Linked DNA regions of Homo sapiens: region 1 is linked to region 2. The links are chromatin contacts, found by Hi-C or POLR2A ChIA-PET in ENCODE. All regions are on one chromosome and are shown on one strand. The core of a region is the stretch at or near the end of the contact, and the rest is flanking DNA. Distances in the headings are between cores, read along the strand shown. Region 1 holds the start of RRP1 (ribosomal RNA processing 1). Region 2 has its middle 22 kb from the start of AGPAT3.

Region 1 (3,656 bases), core at 122-2,621, 53 kb after region 2:
CTAAAAGAAGAAAGTGAACTCAGGCATTCAGACTACGAGAGAAACAGAAATTACTGAGGCCAGGTGCGGTGGCTCACGCCTGTACTCCCAGCACTTTGGAATTGAGTGCTGAGGCAGGATCACTTGAGGCCAGGAGTTCAAGACCAGTCTGGGCAACATAGGAAGACCCCAATTTGTACAAAAAATACAAAACTTAGCTGGCCTGGCCGCACGGTGCCAGTAGTCCCAGCTATTGGGGAGGCTGAGATGGGAGGCTCACTTGAGCCTGGGAGGTAGAGGCTGCAGTGAGCTGTAATCGTGCCAATGCACTCCTCCACCACGGATGACAGTGAGGTCTGTCTCACTCAGAAAAATAACAAAAAATTTTAATTTAAAACATTACTCAGTTGACATTCACTGAAGTCCTATGTGTCTGGCAACCTGTTCCTGCAGCAGTGGTTCTCAGGCTGAGTGTGGGGAGCAGAAGCACTTGAACAGCTTCATAAAGCAGATGCCAGTCCTGATTTAGTAGGGCTGGGATCCTAGAACTTGCATTTCTTTCTTTTCTTTTGCGATGGAAATGGAGTCTTGCTATGTTGCCCAGGCTGGACTCCTGGGCCTTTGTGATCCTCCCACATCGACGTGCCAAGTAGCTGGGATTACAGGCTTGGGCCACTGCGCCCGGCATAGAACGTGTATTTCTAACAAATGTCCAGGGGATGCTACTGCTGATGGGGGACCACGCTCGGAGAACCACCTGGTACCATGAACAAGAAGTAGATTCTCGGCCCTCAGAGAGGTACTCTCGAGTGGAAATCGGAAAACAATCCAATAATTAACGCAAAACAGAAAACTGCAAACAGTGGGAAATGCTGCCATGAGGGAAAAATACTGGGTGCCCAAACAGCAGGGCAGCAGGAGTACATGGTCTACTGGAGGGAGGGGACGCCTGAGCTAGGAAAGGGGTTACGGGGCTGGGGAGGAGCGTTCTCGCAGAGGGACCAGAGTCACCGCACCACGAGGGAAAGCGGCGGCGGGGGCCGTGGGCCGGTAACAGCGGGAACAGGCCAGTGGACCCCGCCTGCCCGGCCCGGCCACGTGGAGGTTCCACAGGGCTCGGAGGGCCCCCAGCTCCGGCCGCCGCCGCCCACACCCGCACCAGCCCAGCCGGCCCCCGAGACGCCAGCCGCCCACACCCCCGCCAACCTGCGGCCCGCTGAGTCCTGGCGACGATGTATTTCCGGAGCTTCCTCACCGCCCGGTCCCGGGTCACCTGCTCATTCCCCGCCAGGCGCTGAGCCAGCTGGATCTCAGGCGGGAGCTGCACGCGCGAAACCATGACGCCGACGGCCGAGACCCCCTGTCCCGGAGTCGCCTGGTACCCAGCACACTGAGCACGCGCCTCCTGCGCCCGCCTCCTCCTGGCCCCGGCGCGTGGCGTGACGTCACAGCCCGCGACACCGCCCAGGCGCACGCCACCGCCGCGCAGTGGCCGAGCCGCGCAACTGCAGCCCCCGGAGGCCGAAGGCTACAGAGGGGGCGCGCGCTCCCTGCCTGTGCGCATGGGCGGAACCAGCGAGCGCGCGCCTGCGCCTGCGCCTGCGCCTCGCTGGGGCTGCGGTGGGTCGGGATTCTGAGGCAAAGATCTGTTGTTTTTTAATCTCATTTTATTTATAACCCCACTTGTATTTTTTTCCTGAGACAGGGTCTCGCTCTGTTACCCACGCTGGAGTGCAAGGCGCGATCTCGGCTCACTGCAGCCTTTGCCTCGCGGGCTCCAGGGATCCCCCAGCCTCAGCCTCCCGAGGAGCTGGGACCACGGGCGCCACCACTCTCGGCTCGAAACTTTATTTTTAAAACCAGGGGTGTGCCGGGCGCGGTGGCTCACGCCTGTAATTCCAGCACTTTGGGAGGCTGAGGCGGGTGGATCACGAGGTCAGGAGTTTGAGACCAGCCTGACCAACATGGTGAAACCCTGTCTCTACTAAAAATACAAAAATTAGCCAGGCGTAGTGGCGGGCGCTTGTAATCCCAGCTACTCAGGAGGCTGAGGCAGGAGAATTGCTTGAATCCGGGAGGCGGAGGTTGCAGTGAGTCGAGATTGCGCCGCTGCACTCCAGCCTGGGCGACAGAGTGAGACTCTGTCTCAAAAAACAACAACAAAAAAAAAAACGGGGAGGCTGCATTTGGCCTAGGGCCACAGTTTGACATACCCTGAAGTAGAAAAATATTCTTTATTTTTAGAAATAACTGCAGAACTCTTTGGTAAAGGTGACCTGTCATGATGTCTGTAATTCATTCTGCAAAAAAGTAAATCATTACACGCACATATGTGTATGCAGATAAGCAACTATGGCACACTGTTAACAGTTGTGGCGTTGGCCGGGCGCGGTGGCTCACGCCTGTAATCCCAGCACTTTGGGAGGCCGAGGCGGGCGGATCATGAGGTCAGGAGATCGAGACCATCCTGGCTAACACGGTGAAACCCCGTCTCTACTAAAAACACAAAAAATTAGCTGAGCGTGGTGGCGGGCGCCTGTAGTCCCAGCTACTCAGGAGGCTGAGGCAGGAGAATGGCGTGAACCCCGGAGGCGGAGCTTGCAGTGAGCCGAGATCGCGCCACTGCACCCCAGCCTGGGTGACAGAGTGAGACTCCGTCTCAAAAAAATACAAGTGTGGCGTCTACAGGCAGGAATACAGGTCTTCATTGACCTATCTTCTGACATTTTCTATGTATGAAATTTTTCATAAAAAGTTGAAAAGGCTGGCAGTGGTGGCTCATGCCTGTAATCCCAACCATCACTTGGGGAGGCCAAAGCAGGTGGATCACCCGAGGTCAGGAGTTCGAGACCATCCTGGCCAACATGGTGAAACCCCATCTCTACTAAAAATACAAAAATTAGCTGGGTGTGGTGGCGAGCACCTGTAATCCCAGCTACTCGGGAGGCTGAGGCAAGAGAATTGCTTGAACACAGGAGGCGGAGGTTGCAGTGAGCCAAGATCCGGCCACTGCACTCCAGCCTGGGCGACAGATTTTGAAACTCTGTCTAAAAAGAAAAAAAAAAGGAAACATTTAGCAACTGGTTTTAGAATCTGAATTAGTTCTTGTTGTTGTTGTTGTTGTTGAGACAGTTTCACTCTGTCGCCCGGGCTGGAGTGCAGTGGCACGATCTTGGCTCACTGCAACCTCCACCTCCAGGATTCAAGCAATTTCTGGCTAATTTTTGTGTTTTTAGTAGAGATGGGGTTTCACCATGTTGGCCAGGCTGATCTCGAACTCCTGACCTCAGGTGATCGGGCTGCCTCGGTCTCCCCAAAGTGCTGGGATTACAGGCGGGAGGCACTGCACCCAGCCAGCCTCTCCTCTTCTTATGAGGACGTCAGTCAGTGTGGACTTAGGCCTGCCTTAATTTAGCATGACCTCATGTTAACTAACCATGTCTGGAAAGACCCGTTTACCAAATTAAGGCCACATTCCGAGGTTCCAGCGGACATGACTTTCCGGGGGACAAGCACGAATGAGAAGAGGCCCTGCACTCACACAGTGGGTATGTCGCACGCACACACTGGGTATGTCACGCACAGTGGGCATGTTGCACGCACACAGTGGGCATGTCAGGCGCACAGTGGGTATGTCGCACGCACACAGTGGGTATGTTGCACGCACGCAATGGGCA
Region 2 (3,413 bases), core at 902-3,401:
CAGTGTGGAGGGAGGGGACATATGAGAACTCTGTGCTTTTCACTTAATTTTGCTGTGAACCTAAAACTGCTCCAAAAAATAAAGTGTATTTTTGTGAAAGAAGAAAGATCTCAAAGCAAAACCATAAACTTTCATCTTAAGAAACAAGGGAATAAAAGAGCGAACTAGACCCAAAGTGGAAGGAAGGAAATATTAAAATTTAGTGTGGAAATGAATGAAATAAAGAATAGAAAAACAAGAGAAAATCAACAAAACTGAAAGTTGGTCCTTTGAAAAGATCAACAAAATTGATAAACCTTTAGTAAGACTAACCAAGAATAAAAGAAAGAAGATTCATGTTACTAAAATAAGGAATCAAAGGGGGGACATTGATAATGACTTTTTTTTTTTTGAGACGGAGTCTCGCTCTGTTGCCCAGGCTGGAGTGCAATGGCGCCATCTTGGCTCACTGCAACCTCTGCCTCCCAGGTTCAAGTAATTCTCCTGCCTCGGCCTCCCAAGTAGCTGGGATTACAGGTGTGCGCCACCACACCCAGCTAATTTTTGTATTTTTAGTGGAGACGGGGTTTTGCTATGTTGGCCAGGCTGGTCTCGAACTCCTGACCTCAGGTGATCTGCCCTCCTTGGCCTCCCAAAGTGCTGAGATTACAGGCATGAGCCACCATACCCGGCCTACTACTGACATTACAGAAGTAAAAGTATTATAAGAAAATAAGATAAATAATTGTATGCCAACAAATTATATAACTTAGATGAAATAGACAAATTCCTAAAAAGATACAAACTACCACATTGACTCAAGAAATAATAGAAAATCTTAATCGATTTGTAACAAGTAAAGGAATTGAATTAGTAATATTTTTTAAAAACTACATACAAAAAAAAAAAAAACCAAGGCCAAGATAACTATATTGGTAATTTCTACCAAACACTTAAGAAAGAATTAATACCAATCCTCCACAAATTTTTCCAAAAAATAGAAAATTAGAGAACACTCCCAACTCATTATAGGAGGCTAGTTCTATCCCGAAGCTAAATCCAAGCAAAGACATCACAAGAAAAAAGAAAAAAAAAAAAAAACATACAAACCAGCATCTGTCATGAATATAGATACAAAAATTCTCCACAAAACACTAGCAAATCAGATCCAGTAAAGTACAGAAAGAATTATACACCACAACTAAGTGGGATTTATTCCAAGAATGCCAAGTTGACTCAAGATATGAAAATCCAGGGCTGGGCATGGCAGTTCACAGCGTAATCCCGGTGCTTTGGGAGGCTGATGCTGGAGGATCGCTTGAGCCCAGGAGTTCAAGAACAGCCTGGCAACATAGTGAGACCCTGTCTCTACCCAAAAATTTAAAAATTGGCCAGGCGCGATGGCTTACCCCTGTAATCCCTCCACTTTAGGAGGCCAAAGTGGGTGAATTGCTTGAGGCCAGAAGTTGGAGACCAGCCTGGCCAACATGGCAAAACCCTGTCTCTACTAAAAATACAAAAATTAGTTGGGCGTGGTGGTGTGCGTGCCTGTAATCCCAGCTACTTGGGAGGTTGATGCACGAGAATCACTTGAACCCGGGAGGTGGAGGCTACAGTGAGCCGAGATCGCACCACTGCACTCCAGGGCCTGAGATTACAGGCATCAGAAGGAGGCGACAAAGTGAGGCTCCGACTCAAAAAAAAAAAAAAAATTCCGGGCACGGTGGCTCACGCCTGTAATCCCAGCACTTTGGGAGGCCGAGGTGGGCGTATCGCCTGAGGTTGGGAGTTCGAGACCAGCCTGATCAACATGGAGAAACCCCATCTCTATTAAAAATACAAAAAATTAGCTGGGCATGGTGGCGCATGCCTGTAATCCCAGCTACTCAAGAGGCTGAGGCAGGAGAATCATTTGAACCCAGGAGGTGGAGGTTGCGGTGAGCTGAGATCACGCCATTGCACTCCAGCCTGGGCAACAAGAGCAAAACTCCATCTTAAAAAATAAATAAATAAATAAATAAATAAGCATTTGACAAAATTTAACATCCTTTCATGGTAAAACAAAAAAAAACTAGAAATAGAAGGAAGCTTCTTCAACCTGAAACTGAAAGTGAACCTGAAGTGAAAACGGGTACTTATGAAATCCAGCTAACATCATACTTAATAATGAAAGACTAAATGCTTTCCCCTCAAGATTAGGAATAAGACAAGGATCTCTGTTGTTACCACTTCTGTTCAACATTCTACTAGAGACAAACCAGAACAACCAAGCAAGGAAAAGAAATAAAAGGCATCTGGATTAAAAAGGAAGTAACACTATCTTTATTCACAGATGACATGGTCTTATATATGGAAAATCATAAGGATCACACACACACACACACACACACACACACACACAAAAAAAAATCAACAAATATTAGGATGAATAAATGAATTTAGCAAGGCTGCAGGAAACACAATCAATATACAAAAATATGTTGCATTTCTACAAATAGTAATGAACAATCAGAAAGTCAAATTAAGGAAACCGTTCACAATAGCATCACAAAGATTAAAATACTTAGGAATAAATTTAACAAAAGATGTGCAAGATCTGCACACTGAAAACTACAAAATATAACTGAAAGAACTTTTTTTTTTTTTCCTGAGACAAAGTCTCGCTCTGTCACCCAGGCTGAAGTGCAGTGGCGCAATCTCGGCTCACTGCAGATTCCACCTCCCGGGTTCAAGCAATTCTCCTGCCTCAGCCTTCCATGTAGCTGGGATTACAGGCATTTGCCACCACACCTGGCTATTTTTTGTATTTTTAGTAGAGATGGGGTTTCACCATGTTAGCCAGGCTGGTCTCAAACTCCTGACCTCAAGTGATCTGCTCACCTCGGCCTCCTAAAGTGCTGGGATTACAGGCATGAGCCAACATGCCCGGCCTGAAAGAACATTTTTAAAGACCTAAGTCAATGGAAACATATCCCATGTTTATAGATCAGAAGACTTACTATTGATGGCAATACTTTCCTAAGTATTGATGGGAATACTTACTAAGATGGCAATACTTTCCAGGTTGATCTGCAGATTCAACTCAATTCCTATCAAAATCCCAGCTGCTTTTAAAAAAAAAAAAAAAAAAAATTGAAAAGCTTGCCTTAAATTTTATATGAAAATACAAAAGATCCAGAATAACCAGTCTTGAAAAAGAAGAAAGTTGGGGGACTGGGCATAAGGATGGACATAGAGATCAATGAGGTAGAATGAAGAGTTCAAGAATAAACCCTTACATACATGGTCAATCGATTTTCAAAACAGCATTCCAAAAACACTCAATTGGGGCGGGCGCGGTGGCTCACACGTGTAATCCCAGCACTTTGGGAGGCCGAGGTGGGTGGATCACGAGGTCAGGATATCGAGACCATCCTGGCTAACAAGGGGAAACC

Evidence for each region. Hi-C counts contacts between places; a loop is a spot of excess contacts on that map. ChIA-PET counts read pairs that join two places held with the same protein, here RNA polymerase II (POLR2A). Pooled maps may share reads with other maps.
Region 1: a pooled map shows a loop between it and region 2 (4-fold over the local background). The contact joins the promoter of RRP1 here to the enhancer-like site in region 2. A Hi-C loop is called at or near these places in 1 of 168 maps with a recorded cell type or tissue (Right ventricle myocardium superior) and 9 of 50 pooled maps. POLR2A ChIA-PET finds 5 or more read pairs at or near these places in 4 of 52 experiments (H1, PC-3 and activated naive CD4-positive, alpha-beta T cell).

Annotation. Positions count from the first base shown.
Region 1 is chr21:43,787,292-43,790,947 of GRCh38, reverse strand. It overlaps RRP1 (ribosomal RNA processing 1), which reads right to left and starts at 1,371. Exons shown (of 13, transcript NM_003683.6): 1 at 1,186-1,371. The coding sequence starts at 1,318. RefSeq lists silencers at 961-1,130, 1,341-1,570 and enhancers at 1,201-1,310, 3,466-3,656.
Region 2 is chr21:43,841,654-43,845,066 of GRCh38, reverse strand. No RefSeq gene overlaps it. Among named protein-coding and RNA genes, the nearest start is that of AGPAT3, 22 kb to the left of the region's middle. Within about 2 kb of position 2,151, at least 3 of the 41 ENCODE cell types and tissues checked have a DNase peak (open chromatin) inside an H3K27ac peak, as active enhancers do.